Regions from separate parts of the Homo sapiens genome. Here regions 1, 2 and 3 are each linked to region 4. The links are chromatin contacts, found by Hi-C in ENCODE. All regions are on one chromosome and are shown on one strand. The core of a region is the stretch at or near the end of the contact, and the rest is flanking DNA. Distances in the headings are between cores, read along the strand shown. Region 1 overlaps EZR (ezrin). Region 2 holds the start of IPCEF1 (interaction protein for cytohesin exchange factors 1). Region 3 overlaps IPCEF1 (interaction protein for cytohesin exchange factors 1). Region 4 has its middle 80 kb from the start of ARID1B.

Region 1 (5,359 bases), core at 1,443-3,942, 2.1 Mb after region 4:
CCTATCCCGGATTCTTCCTAACACAGGTGTAAATGTAATAAGGACGTATTACCTGTGCCAGTATATGGCGACAGAGGTTTCGTTATCCAGCCAGGGAACCAGAAATATTAAGCACTCACCAAATGTCACTTCCTACTTCAGGAACATAATTAGTCTCCCCAGCCGCTCCCACCCCGTCCCAATAACATTTAAGACTATGACTGAGAGATCCTCTAACATGCATCCAATATGCCCTTAAAGGCTCCCCGACTGGTACAACAAGTACAGAAGTATCGTTTTCCAGATCTTGTTTCAAAAGTTTTCTCCACAATCCCCAAGTCCAGAAGTTAAAGAACTCAAGTTTACTAGGAGGCAACGAGACATGTTTTAAAGTCTTTAATCATACTAAAATATAAAAACCTACTTTTCTTTCATTTCCTGCTGGTAATTTTTTTAAAATCACAAAATGGCTGTTATGAAGCATAAAATAAAAGCACGCATTTCTCTCAATTATGGTTCCAAGGGCATGTATTAGAGATGGGAAAACCAGCCCCAAGTCAAATATCTCAATAACAAATGCAGCTCCAGCTACATACACAGAAGCCAACAATGACATAACACACTAAAACTAAAGTGGAGGGGCGTTTGCTCACAAATGCAGAACCCTGGATATGCCACCTTTCTTTCTCTGCTATCTACTGGTTCAGAAGTGGGAACCCCAAGTACAATTAGAACTGAAGGCCACTGTCTGGTTAGGACAAAGACAAATGACCAGAGTCCATGCACACGAGATTTCAGACTCCATTTTTTTTTTTTTTTTTTTTGAGACAGAGTCTTTCTCTGTCGCCCAGGCTGGAGTGCAGTGGTGTGATCTTGGCTCACTGCAAGCTCCGCCTCCCAGGTTCCTGCCATTCTCCTGCCTTAGCCTCCCGAGTAGCTGGGACTACAGGTGCCCGCCACAACACCCAGCTAATTTTTTGTATTTTTAGTAGAGACAGGGTTTCACCGTGTTAGCCAGGATGGTCTCAATCTCCTGATCTTGTCATCTGCCTGCCTCGGCCTCCCAAAGTGCTGGGATTACAGGCGTGAGCCACCGCGCCCGGCCCAGACTCCAAATTCTAAACCTGAGTCTCTTCTAAGTTTGAAGACAGTGTGAAAATGACATCTCCTGAAACCAAAGCTAATAATTAACATTAAAAAGATATTAAGCATTTTGCAAACTGACTAGCAGGAATTTAGAATAACTTATTTTTGGTTCTGAAACAGTTTCATATCTGACTGAAAGTTCACACAACCCTTTTAAAAAGCAATTAACTTGTTTTCTTTTTTTGAGATGGAGTCTCCTCTGTCGCCCAGGTTGGAGTGCAGTGGCATCATCTCAGCACTGCAACCTCTGCCTCCTGGGTTCAAACGATTCTCCTGCCTCGGCCTCCCAAGCAGCTGGGATTACAGATGCCAGCCACTACACCCAGCTAAATTTTGTAATTTTAGTAGAGACAGGGTTTCACCATGTTGGCCAGGCTGGTCTCAAACTCCTGACTGTGCCTGGCCTGAAAAAGCAAGTAACTTGTAAAACGGATACTTTTACTGAGGTTGGTTTTAACAACCCAGTAGCGTGTAGAAAGTGAACTTAAAAATTGGCTGGGCACAGTGGCTCACGTAATCCCAGCACTTTGGGAGGCCGAGGAGGGCAGATCACGAGGTCAGGAGATGGAGATCATCCTGGCTAACACGATGAAACCCCATCTCTACTAAAAATAGAAAAGATTATCCAGGTGTGCGGGCGCCTGTAGTCACAGCTACTCGGGAGGCTGAGGCAGGAGAATGGCATCAACCCGGGAGGTGGAGCTTGCAGTGAGCCAAGATCGGGCCACTGCACTCCAGCCTGGGCAACAGGGCAAGACTCCATCTCAAAAAAAAAAAAAAGTAAGCTACTGAGAAGTTCTGCATGAGTCAACAAATCTACACCTCCTAACAAAAGGACTTCATCTGAGCACCAGCAGCTCCAACACAATGCCAACTCTTAGCTGGTCCGATCATTCCACAAAATTTTTTACCTATGCTCCAACACCCATGGGCAATCATTCCCTATGGTACGCAACCTCAAACAATTATTGCAAGTCTAAAGATCAGGGAGGCCAGGCCCATTGGCTCATGCCTGTAATCCCAGCACTGTGGGAAACCAAGGCAGGCAGATCACTTGAGTCCAGGAATTTGAGACCAGCCTGGGCAACAAGTCAAGACCCCATCTCTCTACAAAAAATCATTCAGGCTGGAGTGCAGTGAGCTATGATCGAGCCACTGCACTCCAGCCTGAATGAAAGAGTGAGATCCTCTTTTAAAAAAATAAAAATGATGATCAGGGAGTTGTTCTGGCACTGCAGTAATAAAACTAGGACCAGCAATAGGAATCCATTGGCCCTGTTAAAAGGAATAATTTCCAGTTCTGATTTGGGGACACACCAGAACCTTAAGAACCCCTTCTTAGAATCACAGTTTTAATATATATATATATTCATACATAGGGCAGGCTCTACAATCTGTATCTTTACATAGAGATTGAAGAGAAGATACTCAAAATCTAAACAGGTAAATGAATACTATGTTAATGAGCTGCTTTAAGTTAAAGGGCATGTCTGTTACTTGATTAGTCATTACCCTACTAGTGTTTCCCACTGGGGGTGCTCTTGTCATTCTGGACAGCACAAGTATTCATTCTGCAAGACTATCCCAAGCACTCAGGAACGTTTAGCATCCTTAAGCCATCCAATGACTGAGTGTCCCCAGTCACTGGAACATCTAAAAGCAACCCCATCCACACACACATTTCCAAATGCTCTATGGGGAAAAGGGAGGAGATCCTCCCCAGATTAAGTACCACAGCATGGCACTGCCTTACCCTACTGCATGATAAACAGTTCCATGTTTAGAAAGGCCAATTATTTTCAATGTTATAGATAAAATAATGTGCTACAATACAGCATAAGCTTTCACCAAAATTTAAAATGAGACATTCACTGAGATGACAGGACCATTTACATACATACTTTGTCTACTTATCCAAGGGCTTGGGGAAAAAAAACAGACTTTGGGGCCACATGCAGTGGTTCACGCCTGTAATCCCAGCACTTTGGGAGGCCAAGGTGGGTGGCTCACTAGAGGTCAGGCGTTCGAGACCGGCCTGGCCAACACAGTGAAGCCCCGTCTCTACTAAAAATACAAAAATTAGCCGGGCGTGGTACCACGTGCCCATACATAGTCCCAGCTTCTTGGGAGGCTGAGGCAGGAGAATTGCTTGAACCTGGGAGGCGGAGCTTGCAGTGAGCAAGATCGCGCCACTGCACTCCAGCCTGGGTGATACAGCGAAGACTCAAAACCACCACAACCACCACCAGCACTACCACCAGCACCAGCACCAGCACCACCACCACCAGGCTTTGGCAATTGAGAAAACACATCTAAATCCCAACTTTCCATTTTATTATCAGGGTGTTAGGTTTCCCTCATCAGCAACTGTTTTTAGTGAACTCAACATATTTGAATGCCAACTGGTTCTTGTATCTTCAATAATGCCAGAGGAATAAGATGGTACTGGGACTGTATGATTCTGATACACACAAGGATTGTCCCATAAAAAACTCAAGTCCATGGGCTTAAACACACCACCACACATATCCAAACTATGTGCAGACTGGAGAAAAAGAGCGCGTGGTCTGCAGTTTTTATTGTCTTAGTAATTCCCCTCAGATTACACAGTTATCAAAAACGGTGTTCAGTGAAGGCAACGCAATCACGTGTAGTACAGGTGTGTGTATAGTAAGCAGTTAGTCATCCAAGATCTACCCAAAAAAGGGCAATATTTCTCCCAGGCTTGCCAAAATATTAAAAACTTTTAAAAGTTATGCTTAGCTTGGGGGTGTTGGTGGTGATTTAAGTTTAACTTTACTCCTGTACCACTACCAAGACAAAAAGAACCATGTGGTTGACGGTACAGATGAAGCTAATGAAAAACCAATACTGTTTATACTCTCCCTTTGCTTAATAATCTACTCTTTAAAAAAGTCTAGGCCAGGCGCAGTGGCTCACACCTGTAATCACAGCACTCTGGGGGGCCAAGGCAGGCAGATCACTTGATGTCAGGAGTTCAAGACCAGCGCTGGCCAACATGGTAAAACCCCATCTCTACTAAAAATATAAAAATTAGCCAAATGTGGTGGCACACACCTGTAATCCCAGCTACTCAGGAGGCTGAGGAGAGAGAATCGCTTGAACCTGGGAGGCGGAGGTTGCAATGAGCCAAGATCACGCCACTGCACTCCAGCCTAGGTGACAGGGTGAGACTCCATCGCAAAAAATAAATAAATAAATAAATAAATAATTCTATTTGTTGGCCAAATATAATGGCTCAGGCCTGTAATCGCAGGACTTTGGGGAGCCAAGGCAGGAGGATCTCAAGGCGAGGAGTTTGAGACTACCCTGGGCAACATAGCAAGAACCCATCTCTAACTTTTAAAAACGTAAAAAAAAAAATTGTATTTGTGTTATTACAGGTTAGCTCAGCTCGAACTTACTATACTACAGGATGAACCACAATAGCTTTATTCTTCTAATGTTCCATGGCCACAGACTACAGGACCAACCCCTGCTAGTGGGCACCTAACATGTTCATTCGATCCACAAATACCAATTAACTACTGCAAGGTGTGCCAGGCACCTCGATGGGCACTGTGAGTACAGAGAGGCATTAGCCCTTCCTATCCCCGAGTGGCTTACACATTAATGAAGATGGGTGTGCCTCAGTGATCACACACCACAGTGCTTCCCACATCAGCCTCACCATCAGAATCCCCACAGAAGCTTTTCAAACACCCGCAGCCCAGGAAGCTGTCACTTCCACAAGTGATTTTGAGGAGGCCAAATTTGGGAATCACTGGAAGGCAAGAGACGGGAGACAGAGGGCCTGGGTTTGAGAGCTAGCTCTGTAATCTGAGGACCCCTAGCTGATGACTTCCTGCCACTGGGCCTCTACCTGATCTGCAGGTAGAGTTTGGACTAGATGGCTTGAGGCCTTTTCCCACTCTGAAATGCTAGGTTCAAAGCCCACAGGCCAGGTGTGACACAGCCAGTGCCATCGGACAGTAGAGGTGTAAGTACCCCCTGAAGGGTCTCCCTCCTTAGGGGACACATGCCAATGGAACCAGAGGTCCAATAAATACTCTCTGACCACTAGGAGAAAAGTAACCCACTAGAATGCTATTCAAGGCCAGCAAGTAGAGTGTTTTCACGGAGAAGGGACAACACACCTGTGTTCACTTTCCCAAGAAGGAAAGTACCCCTCCAGGCAGACACACGACAGCACAGGTGTTACCACTCCAATGCA
Region 2 (5,883 bases), core at 3,237-5,736, 2.3 Mb before region 4:
TGGGAATCCTATCTTGCTGCTGTTTCTATTTCAATGCTTAGTGCATGCTGGGTTTTTGTTTCTTCAATTAATTCTTTCATTTCTAACTTGACTTAGTTTTCCTTGACGATCTGGTCATTTTTTTATTCAGACTTCTTTTGAAAGACTCATCCACATTCTAGTAACTTTGGGCTGAGTTTAAGCTGGCTCACTTTTCACCTTTCAGCTGCTTCTATGTCAATCCCTGTGTCAGTCTGGGAGACCTGTCTTTGCTCACATTTGTTCAGCCCTTTGCCTTTTTGTCTGCCGACTATCTCTCCTTTCTAAGACAAAGATTGATTCTAAGACAAAGACAGAAGATTCTTTTCAATGCCTACAAGCCAAAATATTTTATTTTGGTTACGTCCCTGATAAGGGACTCCATGGTGACCTGCTGGCCCTGTGAGACGGCAGGGCCAAGATTCTAACAACAGGAATGATAATTCTTGAATCTATAAAATAATCTGTGACTCTATAGAAATGTTTTTATGACCTCTCCCTATGAGTACCAAGATGATAAACATATGGCAACATTCCCTAAGAAATGTATTAACAATTATATTGGGAGATTTAAATTTAACTTATAATTAATAACTGACAAATTGACTATTGCATTTTTTAGGAAATCATCAAACTCAGGTTTAGACGCAGTTATAAGTCATCCAGAGAAAATAACCCATTTTCATGTCATTCTAGGAATTAATCAGACCAGCCAGCCCCAGTGGGACCACGTTTCCTTTTTCTCACTTCAGAGTTGACACATGATTCTGCACCAGCCTTACTCTCAAAGGGGATTTCCCTACAAAGACTAAATAACATAAATTTTAAGTGTCATTTCTTAGACTGCAATGAACCATGAACTTCAGCACACTATCACTAAAACATTGCTTTTGTCGTCCTGTTGGTGGAAGATTTAAGGAGGGTTACATTTTTGTCCATTTCTTTTCTTTTCCTTTTCCTTTTTTTTTTTTTTTTTTTTGAGATGAAGTCTCCCTCATTGCCCAGGCTGGAGTGCAGCTGCGTGATCTCGGCTCACTGCGCCTCCCGGATTCAAGTGGTTCTTGTGCCTCAGCCTCTTGAGTAGCTGGGATTACGTGCGCCCGCACCATGCCCAGCTAATTTTTGTATTTTTGGTAGAAACAGGGTTTCGCCATGTTGGCCAGAGTGGTTTGGAACTCCTGACCTCAGGTGATCCGCCCGCCTTGGCCTCCCAAAGTCCTGGGATTACAGGCATGAGAGCCACCGCACCCGGGCCTATTTACTTTCTTTCAACGTTTGTTTTATTTTCAGATTATTAAAATAGTTCAGGTATGTTCCACTAATGAAAAATCTGGGAAGAAAATAGAGTACAAAGTACAAAGAAAGAAGAACCACGAGCTATAAGCCCACTACTCATATATTAACATTTTAATGCATTTCACCCAAATCTTGCTTCTCTGCAGTATTTTTACATAGTTGAAAAAGTTATGTTCCTCCTTTTTGGACTTAGCATTACATCATGAGACTATTTCCATAAATATCATTTTCTTGATGACATTTCTTTATATACCACCATGTGTTCAACCATTCTGATAACTAGGCTTATCATATTTATTTTAAATTAATGATTCTTTTAAAAACTCACTTTCACTTTACAAAATTCAGAAAATGCACAAAGCATAAAGAAAAAAAGAGAAATTAGAGATTAAATTTTTAAGCGTGGCTCTGGCAACTTGAAAACTGATATCGATAACTGCCATTTAATGCAATCATATTTTTAACCCTCACACAACAACCCAAAAAGTCAATATGTTATAGTCACCACTTTATAGGTTCGGAGGTCACAGAGCTGGTAGGTTCAGAGATATAGATTTTGAACAGATATGTCTGAGCCCCCAACTGTGTTTTCTCTTGGCTAAATTATACTGACCTTCCCATGATTACCTCCACCATTACCTCTACTACCATCACCTCCAACCACCATCTCCGCCATCTGTACCATCACCTCTACCATCACTTCCTCAACCATCTCCACCATGTCTACCATCACTTCTACCATCTGTCACCTCCACCGTCACCTCCAACCACCATCTCCACCACCACCTCCACCACCACCTCCACCATCTCCTCCACCACCACCTCCACCATCTCCTCCACAACCACCTCCACCATCTCTACCGTCACTTCCACCATCACCTCTACCACTCCAATCACCATTTCTACCATCTCCATTACCACCTCCACCATCGCCTCCACAACCACCTCTACCATCTCCACCGTCACTTCCACCATCACCTCCCCTACGACCACCACTTCCAACACCACCCCCTTTATCTCCACCTCCACCTCCACCACCATGTATCGCCAACCCTTTCACTTTACTGACCTGGGGATTTTTCTGATCCCCGTTCTACACACCCTTTCTTTACTCCACACCTTCATATTCTCCTCTCCTCCTCCACTCTGATCTTTTCTAACATTCACTTTTTAAAGTGCCTGAGTAACAGAGATAAAGCAATGGCTTTCCTACCACATTCATTTTATGAATTATGCCAGTTATTCATTCATTCAACAAATATTTACTGAGAGCAGGCACTGTTCTGAGCACTTGGGAGCACAAGTAACTCCTCCATTTGCAGGATTCTCTTTAAGGCTAAAAAGCTTATTTTTTAGGATTTTTCTTCACACACACACACACACACACACACACACACACACACACACACACACACCATTTGCCACATTAGACCTACTTGCAAATTGTTAACCTGTACTGCAATTATCAGCTCACACTGCAGAGCCTCCAAGCTGGATGGAAAGCAGAAGTGAGCTGTTCAAAAGGATGCACGAGTCAAAAGGAAAGTCTCAGGCAATAGTGATGAAGTAATTTCTTATCTCTTATTGCCACAGCAAACTACCGCAGGAAAGAACTTCCTATTTCCATACTCTGATGATGTATATTTGCTTAACACAGCTTGCCTGAAATAGTTCATACATGGACCCACTCCAGAAAAGACACTTGATTTATAAAAAGAGGAATGGAAGGAAATTATAAGGTAAATTAAAGAATGAGTTCATCAACACATACACAAACTTACACCCTTTTCTTCCTTGCTTGCATGATGTGAGCAGAAAGAAATGTGTGTTCTTTCCATTTCTGTTTCTTTTCTTTCTTTCTTTCTTTTTTTTTTTTGAGATGAACTCTTGCTCTGTCACCCAGGCTGAAGTGCAGTGGCGCAATCTCAGCTCACTGCAACCTCCGCTTCCCGGGTTCAAGCAATTCTCCTGCCTCAGCTTCCCAGGTAGCTGGGATTACAGGTGCATGCTCCCACGCCCAGTTAATTTTTGTATTTTTAGTAGAGACGGGGTTTCATCATGTTGGCCAGGCTGGTCTCGAACTCCTGACCTCAGATGATCCACCCGCCTTGGGCTCCCAAAGTGCTGGGATTACAAGCGTGAGCCACCGCACCCGGCATTCTATTTTCTATTTTCTTTTCTTTCTTTTTTTTTTTCTTCCTGTAGAGATGAGGTCTCATTATTTTGCCCCCAGGCTGGTCTCAAACTCCTGACCTCAAGTGATCCTCTCGCCGTGGTCACCCAAAGTACTGGGATTACAGGTGTGAGCCATTGTGCCCAGCCCTCGGTTTCAATTTTCTACATAAAATAAATAACTCGATAGAAATTAGACTTTATCAAGGACAGCACTAGGAACACATAGGCCACTCAAGACTAATAGAGCCCACTGCTGTAGTCAAAGATGCTTCAGTGGGTTATAATTCTGACTTCTATAATTAAATACTTTCACATATACCCCAGCAAAGAAAAATCAAGTGCCCCAGACACCCTTACTAAAAGACTCTGAACCAACAACACCTAGCTTTCATTTTTATACCAGAGATATTTTGGCAAGCCTGAGACCTTTATCAAAGTGTAAAATGTCCCCCAGCTGCCTCCATGCAAAGGAAGCTCCCTTGCAAAGAACACACTTTCTCGAAAGAGGGCGGCCCCAGAGTGCTTCCCCAAATGAACTCCTCAGGACCCAAATACATGCTGAATTGTGCTTTTCTAAATCAAACCTGTGGTCTGCAGTCTAAACACCTATCAAGACAACACCCATTTAAGAAACATAAAAGCAGAGTGAGTACACAACTCTCTCCTCTTTCAAAGCTTTCACAGAATTAAAGAATCTTTAGCACCTGGCTTCCCAGATTACAGAGAGCTGAGTGAATATTACATCCCCAAAGTCATATTTCCTACCTCACTACTCTAAGGAGAGTGCTAGGGTATCCATTGCTTTGCCATCTTGATCTGTCAAGCAGTTACCTCTCATACATCAGCCAAGAAGTGACGTTACTTACATGCAATACAAAGAGAGTAAATCCAAGAGCAGTCTTATTCCTGGATTCAGAAGCCTCATAGTACTCTGAGGCCAAGCTTGAGGATTCTACTTAAAGCAGCCTCAGCTCTGGAAACTCAGTCAACCCAGAACTAACATTCAAAGCTGATCAGAGAGTAAAGCTCTTTCGAAAGAAGAGGAAGTATCATCTCCACTTCCTCAATCCTAACGTTCTTCCTTCTCATTGTTATGAAACCCTTCCTTGATGCCCATATCCAGGACACAGTACATGTAAGGCAAGCACACCCCATCTGCCTGAGTTCATTGATCACTAAGCACTGCCCAGTGTATTCATTTGCCGAGCACATTGGTGGAACAGTTCATGGTTCTGCTTTCCTGTTTTGGAGGCAAGGATGTTCATTTACAGGCATGGAGGGTGAGATGATCTGCAGAGTCATTCTCAGCATTTTTGGGTGAAATGCCACTTCAACCTCTTTAGGTTCAATCTTCTTTCAGATTTCCCTCTTTCCTCCTTTCCTAATCGTTCATAATGCTCTAATAAAGAGAGGGTACAGACACATTTGTAAAACGTATTTTAGGATAAAAATAAGTCTTAGCCTGCCATCTTTTGCAGTAGACATAGAAGAGTCTCTAACCACAAAACTTTTCTTTCCCACATTGGAAAAGGAAAATGGCAGGCTGAAAGTCAGAGATATTCCATCTCATTACAAATTCCTGCCCTCCCAATCTCCCTTTCAACACCAGCTTCTTGTTTCTCTATACCTTCTAGGGAAATGAATACAGCTGGGCGTGGTGGCAGATGCCTGTAATCCCAACCACTCAGGAGGCTGAGGCAGGAGAATTGCTTGAACCTGGGAGGCAGAGGTTGCAGTGAGCCGAGATCGCACCACTGAACTCCAGACTAGGAGACAGAGCAAGACTCCAACTCAAAATAAATAAATAAATAAATATGTATGTGTATATATATATATAATATATATATATAATATATATATTATATATATATTATATATATATTATATATAATATATATATTATATATATATTATATATATAATATATATATTATATATATTATATATATATAATATATAAAATATATATATTATATATATAAAATATATATAATATATATAATATATATATAAAATATATATAATATATATAATATATATATAAAATATATATATAAAATATATATATATATAAAATATATATATATAATATATATATAAAATATATATATATAATATATATATAAAATATATATATATAATATATATATAAAATATATATATATATATATATATATATATATAGAATATATAGAATATATAGAAACCTAATCCCCAATGTGATTGTATTTAGAGGTGGACCTTTGGGGAGTGATTAGGTCATGAGGACAGTGCCCTCATGAATGGTATTAATTTTCTTATTAAAGAGAACCTGGAGATCTGCCCACCCCTCCACCATATGAGGACATGGCCAGAAGACAGTCACCTAGGAACGAGGAAGCAGGTCCTCACCAG
Region 3 (6,039 bases), core at 3,234-5,733, 2.4 Mb before region 4:
GATGAAGAATGTATTCAGGAGGGGAGAAGAAAAGAGAGAAAAAGGATGCCAGTGGAAAACTGCACACTCTGCCAGTGACTTTTTGTGAATCCCTTAAAACTTTGATAAAGTTGTTATAACTCACCAAATGCTTGGAAAAAAAAAATGTATTTTTATGGAACCCAAAGAGGAGCTTTGTGCCACATTTTTCATGAGGTGAAGCTGGAGCAATAAGTTTGGGGGCAGAGCAGCAGAGAGGAGAGTGCTTATTCCCAGCACTGGAATTGGATTTGGGTCTGGTTTAACCAAATCTTTAATGAACAGGTGCCCAGGGCTATGTGAGCAACGAAAATTGATTAGTGGCCAGTGAATGTAAATTTATCAACTAAAAATTTGGCCCACAAACAATATGCAGTACTTATTTTGCATTTATAAAGTTACATGATGTACAGCTCTGTTGCTTGAATGACATGCATGCCCACGTCATTTCACAAGAAGAATGTCACATAAAAAGAACTTTCCTGGCTTATAAGCAACTCCTAAGTACTTTTCCCTTAATTGACTAAAGGCCCTCCAGTGCTGATCTTCACAGTACTACAAAGGGACTCACACTCTCCTGAGAGCAGCAATCAAACCTCACTGGGTTTGTGGAGAGCATTCCTCCTTGGAAACGTCTCCTCATTCGACATTCAACAACATCGTCATTTTCAACATGATTCAGGTCACGAAAGATCAGCACACTTTCTAAGAATAACTTTATTTCCAGCCATTTTCAAAAGAAAACTAGCCTGGGATGCAGACCACAACAGTATACCGACTTTTTAAGGAATAAACTAGGCAACTATCTTTTCAAATGTTGTCTAAGCACGACTAGTTTAATGCCATCACAGAGCACACCAGGGGACAAGAGGTGACAGTCGCCAATGCAAAGCTGGCATAGGGGTTAGCGATTCCAAACCAACCCATTTGATAAAGAAGGTCGGGGGAAAGAAGGGGAAGAAGAAAGTAAAGGAGGAGAAATTGAAAAAGCTTCTCTGAATTGAATCAACTGACACCCTTGTAGGTCGTGAAGCCGAGTCTCCTTTTAGTAGAGAGACCTTAACTATGTAAAGGTGCCATGTTAAGTGATGGCCACATAAATCCTGAAACTATTAGAATCCCTCGTGGAATAGTAACATTAATAACAGAACTTAAAAGTCTCCTTTAGCAAGGATGTAAATGTCGACACTCCCTTCCTCCCCAGCCAGAGTAGTCAAACAGGATGGGTTTCTTCTCCATAAAACACAGAAGCATAACCTACATATCTACTGCACCAGAAATGGCTTCTATAACTTATTTGTTTATTTACTCCGCTCCAATTCCCAGAAATCAAAATGAACTTTCCCATAGGGATCACCTGATGCCTTTAACGTATCCCTCATTAAAACGGCTGGGAATAGGAGGAAGAAAGCAGACTCACCATTTGATTGCTATACCAGTACAGTGACGACCCCTTCAGTATCACCCAGAACTTTTTCCATTTGTTGCTTAGGAAACTTCCCTTTTCCTTTTTCTTATACAGCCACCCTTGGCAGTCAGCATGGCCCAGATCTTTACACGATATCCTCCTCCGACTCATCGTGAGAAAACCTGCAATGATTACATGAAGAGGTAGATAATGTATTACCCTGATTTGGTAGGTAAAGTATTATCCTGATTTATGTGACAGAGTGAAAGGCAACTTTTAATTGTTAACCCCCCGGGGAGCTGGATTTTTCACCAAGATTTATGCAAAGCCTATGCAAAACCTATGCAAAACCAATGCAAAAAAAAAAAAAAAAAGCCATGTGTCTGTTTTATTTTTAAACATTTGTTTCATGCTTAGAAGGTATAAGATACGGCCAAAGAAACAGCGCAGCAGGAGTAATATGCAAGTATTAGTCTAAGAATAGTATTCACCAAGAATAAGTTGAAAATAATTAAAATTGTAAGGCTGGCGGGCATATCAGTGCAGTAACATAGCTCCTCTCAACAATAACAGCCGTAGTTATGCAATAGATGTTGAAGGGTTAATGCCCACCTCAATACACAGCTACTTCCCGACTCACTGCCAGTTTTTCTAAGCTCTTTTGACATACCACGAGGGATTAATCCAAATGAACAACATGTCGTCATTTCTTAAAATCGATTCAACAATAACCAAAAATTAATCTGCCGTCCACCTCCTCTTATTAGCATTAAGACAGACAGAAATCTGATCCCAAGGAAGGCACCCCGGAGAAAAGCCACACTCAACGTACACAAAATGGAGATAAAGAAACAAAAGAGATCTAATTACCTTGAGTTTTCCTCCTGGGCTTCTGACGCAAGGGAACCTGCTGAAAATGCAGGAAGGAAAGAAAAGAGGAAATTTCTGATTGTGTTGTAACATTTGTAAAGAGAGAAGGAGGGAGGAGGTGGCAGTGTTTATGAGCAGGATGGAATCTAAAAAAAAACTCTCCAGGCAGAGCTTAACGGGGAGCTACTAGCTGAGGCACAAAATGTGCTAATTAGAATCAATATACATTGAGCTGAACCTGAAAAAAAAAAAAAGTCACAGAGCATTTATCACTGATGTTTCCTGTTCCCACCCACAAGCCGCTCTCACTACTACTTTAGTTATGATAGCACAGTGTTCACGGAAGTTTTAAAAATCAAAAAATATTTCCCCTTTTGTGTTTTTGTGAGAGAAGGAAAAATATATCTGCTTCTTTTGCAATTTCTAAATAACAATGATTATTCAGATAAACCTGGAAGATAATTGTTACAATCTCAAAATATTAGAGTCACTTGACTATTCAGCTCATAGTCCTGCTACCACGTAGGGTTAGACCTAAACCACATGAATTAAATATCCCAGAAAATGAAATTCCACAACCTCTTTCAGTGAGAGTTCAGTAGCAATCAACCCTCCTTATCAGGAAATTCTTATTTACAGACAAATTAAAGTTTGTTATTCTGTCTTTAAATATCTCTGAATATTTCTCACGTTTTATGGAAGATAAATTAGTTACCACCTACTATTCTGTACTAGCTCTTCAAATCAGACATAAGACAACATATATGAAATATACATTTTTTCCACAATACATTTTAAACAAACATACAATCAGACTATCAGCAAAAATAAAAAATATTTTTAAGTGCTTTAAAATACGTGTGTGTGTGTGTGTGTGTGTGTGTGTGTGTAGAGAGAGAGAAAAAAAATTTTGCTTAAAGAAGTTCTATTTGTTTTTTCTTTACAAATATCTAAGCTGAACTGATTTAAATTTGAAAGACAACCTTTTCCGTTAACAGGTAGAGAACTCAGGGGAAAAAACGTGTGAAAATGAAAAGCAGTTCCAAAATTTGGTATGTAATCTTAGTACAGCATTTTATAATGTTTTCTAGAGGTTCCTGGCTTATAGTCTACATATCTAACTATTGATCTGATAGCTATTGTATATGGTTCTACTGTATGTTTGAAGAAGGGATATGACATAGTGAAAAGAGGAGAAGGTCTTTAAATCCAGAGGCCTGGAACCAATTCCTGGCTATTATAATTAGTAGCTGTGGTGCCCAAGAAAATAGCACTCTCTGAATCTGCTTCTTCATTTATAAAATGAAGATATTGATAATAATTCTAATCCTATAGGTCTTATAAAGATTTTACAAGATTTATTTGTGAAAATCCTCTGAGAACTAAACAACATCCCTTTATATGAGTATGTGTAATATAATATTATATCGTTGAGATAAACAAATACTTTATATCTAATAAACAGAAAAAAATCATAATTTTTATAAGTATGATTTATGTATCCTTCAGCAATTACAACGAAGCTAAAGTGTTTAAATTATATTTCCTGGGAAATATAGATCCCAAGAAATATTGCACTGACATTTCATCTGACCAATGTTAGAGTAAAATTTATCCCCCCCAAAATTAATCATCCATAAAGATGGCAGTAATTACCTTAAATTTTAAGCAAAGATAGACATGTTATAATCATGGCATGTTACTAAAATCCAGGCAAGTTATCATGAAAAGGACCTAGTCTCAGCCTCACTTCACAAATATCTCCCACACTGACCTGTCTTGTGTTCTAAAGTTCCTATCATTCCCTCAAATCATCTCCTGGGACCTTTTTTTGATATGCCAATTCTCTGAGATCAGTAAAACCCAACTAGTACCTATTGGCAAAATATTTTTGCCCAAATATGTATATTATTTGAGTGGCTAAATTTTAGCTGAGAGCCAGGACTAAAGACAAAGAAGAGAATTCGTGAATGTAGATGCTGGGTAAGATTTGGGAAATCTGGGGTCCAGGAGTCCCTAGCAAGCACTTGAGACAAACCAAGAACCAGGGGAATAGGGAGAAAAGGGCGTTGTTAACAGTCATTCCTAGAGTGCTCAGGCCTCCAATGAACAAGATGAAATTACATTAGTTCAAACAAGAAGAGCAGCCTTCAGATGAACAAATGAGAGGAAAGTCCCTGGAGGGCAGCGATGGGATCAGCCAAGGCAGAGAGGAAGTGATGCTCCTTCCATCGCTCCCAGCTGGGTACCAGTGAGTATCCTCCACCCATTCCTTGTGAGCACCCAGTGGGACTGGAGCCCTCCGGCTCCACCTTAGGGCTACTTCCAGGGAAAGCCCCAAAATGTGAGCTTTGTCTCAATTCTGCCCAAGACCAACCCTTGGTCTACACCACGTTCTTATGCCTAGGATGGGATGAGAACAATACCTCAAGCAGAACAGGCACCCAACTCAAAGAAAGGCTTTTTTTTTGTTTGTTTTTAAGTGGGGGAGGGAGCTTAGTTATTGAGTCATTGAGTCAACCCTGTTCTGACAATAATTCTCTTAAAGCAAATTATTAACTGTTAAAACTGTTTTCCCTGACCAGAAACAGACTGCATATTATAGAAATAACAAATTCAGGGAGTTTCAGTTTCACCTAACATACATGAATTTGAAACCTAAATTGGTTTATATGAGACAGTGAAAACAATCTTTGAGAACTTTATTGCATCTAAGATAGATTTTACTCCTCACAACAGGAAGTGGAACCCGTGAACTAGTCCGTTTCAAAATGATCTTGCATGTGGTTTTTCGCTAGGTAAGTAAAAAAAAAAAAAAAGCAAGCAACCAGTTGAGCATTTTATGAGATGGTTTTTCAATAGGGGAAATTATAACTTGCTATCATCATAAATATTCAGAGCCTAGTAAGATATTTTCTCATTCTATTTTCTTCCAGTTTGAATGTTATAGGTAAAACTAAAAAATTATTCTAAAAATCTGATTTTGCCCTAACTTACTTCTAAAGTTGAGGGGAAATTTTTCTTTGAAAATATGTATTTCTTTTTCATTGAAGAAGTGTATTTTTCTTTAACTTTTTAAAAGATGGTTCAAAAACTTCATTTGGCCACGAATCACTCAAAAACACATGGAAATATACAAAAGACCCAGTAGAAAATATACAAAGGAAACTCCTTTGATATTGAATGTTGGGGCTAACGCCCAGGTTACGGGTAACTGTTATATTGACTTATAATCCATATAGTAGTTGTTAAACCTTGCAGGCAAAATTTACCCCAAGATGTATTAAAATTCACAGTAAGATGCTCTGTCATTACATCAGACTTCATAGTGATCCTAATCTTTAGCAAAAACTATACAGTGATATGCTGGTAAAATGGGCTCTCTGGTTGCAGGAGCCCTAACTGGTGGCTTTTGTCAATTTCTGTGGTAGAAACCCTCACATCATTGACAGTTTCAAATTACCAATATTTTAACAACCAAGCCACAGAAATTCCTGACTATTTTAGAGCCATACCAGATCGGCACAGCACTGATAGAGCTGTTAGGGATGTTCTTCCAGAAACCCCTGACATCTCCACAAACGTTTTTTATCCTTCCCAGAAAAATAGACTCAACTTTTTAAAGGAGATTCTAAAGCATCCAATTAATAGACATTTACCTGTGAAAACATGAAAAGCTTGCTTAATTTTTTCAGAAGACTAACCACCTTAAATAATACTTAATACATTAATTGAAATAATCT
Region 4 (5,588 bases), core at 2,840-5,339:
TAGAGAGAGAGAGAAGAAAATAAGTGTTGGCACAAATGTGGAAAACTGGAACCCTGGTTCCAGTCCCTGGTGCAATACTGGTGGAAATGGAAAACAGTGTACCCACCGGGGAAAGCACTATGATGATTCCTCAAAAAACTGAAAGTAGCACTACCATAGGATCCAGCAATCCCACTTCTGGGTATATATACCCCAAATAATTGAAAGCAGGGCCATGAAGAGATATTTGTACACCCATGTTGATAGCAACATTATTCACAATAGCCAAAAGGGGGAAACAACCCATATGCCCATGGCAGATGAATAAACAGATAAATGGTGGAATATCCATACAATGGAATATGATTCAGCCTTAAAGAGGAATGAAATTCGCATACATGCTACAATATGGATGAGCCTTGAAGGCAATATGCTAAGTGAAATAAGCCAGCCACAGAAGGACAAATACTGTGGGATGTCACTTATATCTAGAATAGTCAAACTCATAAAGACAGAAAGTAGAGTGCTGGTTACCAGGGACTAGGGAGATGGGAGGAGAATGAGAAGTTATTATTTTACAGATTCAGAGTTTCAGTTATGCAAGATGAAAAAGTTTTGGAGATGAAACCAAGTGAGGTAGCATGCATCTGTAGTCCCACCCACTCAAGAGGCTGAGGCAGGAGGATTGCTTGAGCCCAAGAGTCTGAGACCAGTCTGGGCAACATAGTCAGACCCTGTCTACACAAAAAATAAAAATTAGTTGCGTGTGGTGGTGCACTCCAGTAATCCTCACTACTCAGGAGGCTGAGGCAGGAGGATGACTTGATCTCAGGAGTTCGAGGCTAGCCTGGACAACATGGCAAGACTCCATATATTTAAAAACAAAATGTTCTGGAGGATAGTGGGGTGGTTGCACAACAATGTGAATGTACTTAATGCTACCAACTTTATACTGAAATATGGTTAAGAGGGTAAATTTCACTTATGTATATTTTATCACAATTTTTTAAAGGATATGGTCTTTGCATTTGGAGAGATCTAGTCTCAAATCCAACATCTCCTAGGTATGACCTTGAACAGGTTGCCTAAACTCCATGAGCCTCAGTTTCCTCCTGTCTAATGGGAATAAAAACACCTAACTTAGAGGATTTTTATAAGAATGAAAACATAAACAGATCTGTAGCGGATTCTGTGGAGAGCCACCCTTCAGGACTCAGGTGCCACTGCCCTAGCTGCTGGGGGTGTTGACTGCTGGCGGCCTACAGCTGTGTCGCTCTCCAGGCATCCGCTCCCACAGGGAGCTGCCTAGCCCAAGTCTATAACCCCTCTTGGGAGACAGCAACTGGTTGATGCTGGTTTATAAGGTCCAGCCCTCTTGCCTCAACTGGAGGAAACTCTGAAGGGTCCTCCCAACCCCACAGCTTTGGCGGGATCAGTTGGGGGTCTGTGTTGAGATACCCCACGTTCTCCCTCTTCCCAGCCCTGCTTCTCTCTTGTTCTTCTGCTGGTGGGAGAACAGGGCTTCTGCCTGTGCATTGCCAGCTCAGAGTCTGTTTCCAGGTAACCCTCTCCTGCTTCAAAATGTTCCAAGAGCTGCCCGTTGGCCTCAGAATGAAACCTGCAATGATTGTCATTTCCTGCAAGACCTGACACAGCAGAGTCACTTACTGTCTGTCCTGTTTCTTCTCCTGCCCCTCCTCCTGCCTCACCCCATTCCAGCCGCCCTGGTCTCAGGAATCCCCACAGCGCCTCTATACTTGCTGTTCTCTCTGCCTGGACCCTCGGCCTCTGGGGTTCACTTCATTCTTCCAGCCCACCCCGTCAGAGAGGCCTGTCTAAAATATCCCCTAGCTGGGCCCCAATGCCCCTCTATCCCTGTACCCTACTTCTTTTTCTTTTTCTTTTCTTTTGTCTTTTTCTTTTTCTTTTTTTTTTTTTTTTTTCTTTTGAGACGGAGTCTCGCTCTGTCACCAGGCTGGAGTGCAGTGGTGCGATCTCGGCTCACTTGAACCACCTCCCAGGTTCAAGCTATTCTCGTGCCTCAACCTCCCGAGTAGCTGGGATTACAGGCACACGCCACCACGCTTGGCTAATTTTTTTTTTATTTTTTATTTTTATTTTTTTTTTTAGTGGAGACCAGGTTTCACCACGTTGGCCAGGATGGTCTCAATTTCCCGACCTCGTGATCCGCCCACCTCGGTCTCCCAAAGTGCGGGGATTACAGGCATGAGCCACTGCCCCTGGCTCTTTATAGCATTGATCATTCCCTGAAATGATCGTGCATACTCATTTGCTTATAAGTACTAGAATGTTTCCCAAAGGCAGGGACTTGCTCTGCCTTCTGCCCTATGGTTCTCCCAGCAACTAGAATCCCTGGCACATACTAGGCACTCCAGAAACATTTGTGGAAAGAATTAATGAATTAGAGCTAATGCACACTGAGCATATAACTCAGTGTATACCATATGTCAGGGCCTCACAGATAGTACATTATTATTTTATTATATTTCTTGTCTGTCCAATTCAGACAGAGAATGTCAGACAAGGTCCTTTTTTTGTATCCCTTTCTATAGCACCAGGCACAGAAGCCCTCCATAAATACTTCTTAACTAGACTTAATATGTTCTAAAGCCAATGGTGAGATAGAACTGAGATTATTTTTTTCGTGGCTGGCTATCAGTTCTATTTCATTTGAATGGCCAAGATTCTCTCACAGCACATCAGGTCTCTATTAAAATTAATTATGATCAGACTCTATCCATCCATCACTTAGGGAGAAAAGATGACAGAGGTGTCCCTCCAAAGTCATCCTGGCCACTCCTGGAGGTGGAAGATTGCTCTGGGGCCCAATGTGACGTGTCTTCACTCTAATCATCAAATATTTTTAAATATTACTCAATAATCTCTAAGAAACTACAAAAAGGGAGGTCATCAATGTGAGTTCTGCCCCCAAAATCACTTAAAGTCCAAACTTGGCAGAGAAGAGAGGCCCCATCACTCTGCACCTGTTCCCTAGCCAGTTCTCACGGCCCAGGGCAATTTCCCCTTTCACTTCCCCTCAAGGGGAATGTACCGCCAAGCACTCCTACCTGGTTTGACATCCCATGTTCATGGCTGGATAATGACAGAGCCCTTCATGAATTCTATGGCATGCAGTATCTTCTGCTCTGCCATGTTCAGGGAGGAGAGAATACACATGCACAGCTGAAATCCCCTAGACAGTTACCATGTATCTATCTCCGTTCAGTGAAACAAGCCTGCAGAATGCTGTGAGCATTCTTTGTTCTTCTTCCTTTTTTGCAGATGTAAGAAAACCTAAGAAAGGGAAGCCATGTCCCTACCAGTAGGAACGCTTTCAAAGGAAGGGAAGGATGTGACAGCTGGGTGCCAGGCATGGTCCTAGAGAAACTGACATCCATTTTGTACTTTAATCCACATCAGGACACTTCAAGGTAGCTGATATTGTCTTCAATTTGCAGATGAGGAAAGAGATTAAAGAAATTAAGTGATATACGTTGGGTCATGTGGATGATAAATCATACACCAGGATTTGAAGTAAGCTTCCTCTGATTCCAGAATGTCTTCTAAGAATCTGCTACACTGCAACGTGCCTTTGGGCTGGTTAGTTACTCCCTTGAGTCCAAGCTTGGTTATCTTCCTTAATAGCTCCCTCTCTGCCCTGGATCCTATTTTTAAAAAACAACAGCTATAAAAAGTTACCCTACCAGATTAAAAAAGTCACCAATCTACAACAATTAAAACAGAACGGTGAGCAGTAAAACAGCAGTTCAAATATAAACTCAGGTGTGTGATAAAAGGAGCATTTCAGATCAATGGAGGACAAGAAGATTGTTCTATAAATGGTATTGGAAAACCTGGTTAGTGAAACAATTAGTAGATGCCCAATAAGTGTTTGTAATTTGTTTTACTGTAAAATTAAATGAGATAACACATGTTCTCCAGCTTCCGCAGTGACTGCTAAGAAAAGAGAGTCAGTGTAACTTTTTGAGGTCTGGACTTCCTAAGTCTCTCATCTAGATAGCACCCAGACCTTCATTCCTTAAAAAAATCTCCTACAATACTTTCAAATTTACAAAGTGCTTTCACTACCCCATTAGTGCAGGGCAGGTGTTCTTATTCTCACTTTCTATATATGGACACTGAGACTCAAGAGAGGTTACAATCGCAGCTGGCGTGGCCGTGTGAAACTTAAAGACGGCTTCCTGGTTCCTCGTGCCATGGTCTTAACACTAAACTCTCTATATATAGTCTCTCCCCACCCCCACCCTCATGTTCACACCACAAAATTTAACAATGGAAAACAAATAACATCAATACTTTACCAAGAGCACAGTAACTAGGTTAATTTCTATGTAATCCCAATCAGTCTTTGCCCATAGCACACATTTTACAACATTATCGTCATAGTTTAATTACAATTTAGTGGCCCATTTTCCCACTTAACAATGCTGTTTACAGTTTTGTAGCAAATGACTGATGTGCATCTTTCCTGTCTCTTGCACACTTCTCTTCTTTAAAGTCATCCATGTAAATCTCCATCTCTAATCCAATTGCTCTTAAATGAATTTCGTTCACTTGAGTGACTGCATTCAGTTGTGTTCCCCTTTACAGGCAGTCATTTATCGCTCTTCCCCCAGCAAGAAGTCCTGTTTCTTTTCCCAATCCATAGGTGACTTTAAATGTTGTTTGGTTTCCTGGGCTTTCAGGATTTCTCTCCTGCAGGTGAACCGCCAGGAGCTCTTCTTCTGCAGGTTCCTGCCTAGGTGTGAGCAGCATAAGGAACTGTCTCTTGCCTTCTTGGAGTTTATGACTATGGCACTCCTGTTAAGGAATCACTCCTCACTCCTTTTTTAACCTGTGGCTTTCCAATTTCACTTCCCCAGGCCAGTCATCACTAAAACCATGACTCACCCCCATGGTTTCCTCTCTGGCAAGGGAGAAATTTCAAACCTGAACATTTTCATCACCGTTATGTATACAGTATGATTCACGGAGACTCTATTAGCGTATTAAGTAAGTCATTATTTTCAATCGTCTACACTGTATGTTAAAAAACAGAGGCATTTTACTGCATACTTAATGTTCTATTCCCCCCATTTAGTAGATGGAAATGGCCTCATAGAAACATATCTGACTCAACCAGTCTCTGTTTGGAAACAATATAGAAAGAGACACAGAAAAGATACATTTTTTGGTCAGTGCCTGTCTTAAATGCTCCATAAGGTCAAGTTCAGTCAACTTGAAATAAGGAGTTATGGGGTCTTAACAAAGTAGCGCTCAAATAGTCTGTCAATAAATATCTATTGAATGTCAGCACCCAACTCTGTAGAAATGGCTGAAGGGAAATGCTGCTAAAAGCCACCTTGTCTGACAAACACATACACTGGCAAAATCTGCCAAAAGAGGGTGACATAAAATGAAGGTTGTAATGTTTTTAAAAGGTTGCTTTTGATCAGGCTATAACTGTAAAGTGCTTTCACTTAATTAAAATAGAGATGATAAAGCTACAGAAGAACAATAATAGTAATTGGGAAAGATACTGTTGTGATTGGTTTTGCTTTCAAGCATCTCCTTGTAAGAGTTTTATG

The links. A loop is a pair of places that touch in the nucleus more often than their neighbours do. Pooled maps may share reads with other maps.
Region 1: a loop to region 4 is called in a pooled map, with 8 times the contacts of the local background. The contact joins two enhancer-like sites. A Hi-C loop is called at or near these places in 2 of 37 single-sample maps with no recorded cell type and 2 of 50 pooled maps.
Region 2: a pooled map shows a loop between it and region 4 (22-fold over the local background). The contact joins the promoter of IPCEF1 here to the enhancer-like site in region 4. A Hi-C loop is called at or near these places in 6 of 37 single-sample maps with no recorded cell type and 4 of 50 pooled maps.
Region 3: a loop to region 4 is called in a map with no recorded cell type, with 9 times the contacts of the local background. The contact joins two enhancer-like sites. A Hi-C loop is called at or near these places in 12 of 37 single-sample maps with no recorded cell type and 8 of 50 pooled maps.

The regions. Positions count from the first base shown.
Region 1 is chr6:158,790,924-158,796,282 of GRCh38, forward strand. All of the region lies in intron 2 of EZR (ezrin), which reads right to left. Among named protein-coding and RNA genes, the nearest start is that of EZR-AS1, 24 kb to the right of the region's middle. Within about 2 kb of position 2,693, at least 4 of the 41 ENCODE cell types and tissues checked have a DNase peak (open chromatin) inside an H3K27ac peak, as active enhancers do.
Region 2 is chr6:154,352,317-154,358,199 of GRCh38, forward strand. It overlaps IPCEF1 (interaction protein for cytohesin exchange factors 1), which reads right to left and starts at 4,487. Exons shown (of 12, transcript NM_001130700.2): 1 at 4,356-4,487.
Region 3 is chr6:154,245,153-154,251,191 of GRCh38, forward strand. IPCEF1 (interaction protein for cytohesin exchange factors 1) reads right to left here. Exons shown (of 12, transcript NM_001130700.2): 4 at 2,297-2,336; 5 at 1,439-1,608. It also overlaps a transcript of OPRM1 not described here. Among named protein-coding and RNA genes, the nearest start is that of IPCEF1, 110 kb to the right of the region's middle. Within about 2 kb of position 4,484, at least 5 of the 41 ENCODE cell types and tissues checked have a DNase peak (open chromatin) inside an H3K27ac peak, as active enhancers do.
Region 4 is chr6:156,694,327-156,699,914 of GRCh38, forward strand. No RefSeq gene overlaps it. Among named protein-coding and RNA genes, the nearest start is that of ARID1B, 80 kb to the right of the region's middle. RefSeq lists enhancers at 2,736-2,785, 4,526-4,765. Within about 2 kb of position 4,090, at least 6 of the 41 ENCODE cell types and tissues checked have a DNase peak (open chromatin) inside an H3K27ac peak, as active enhancers do.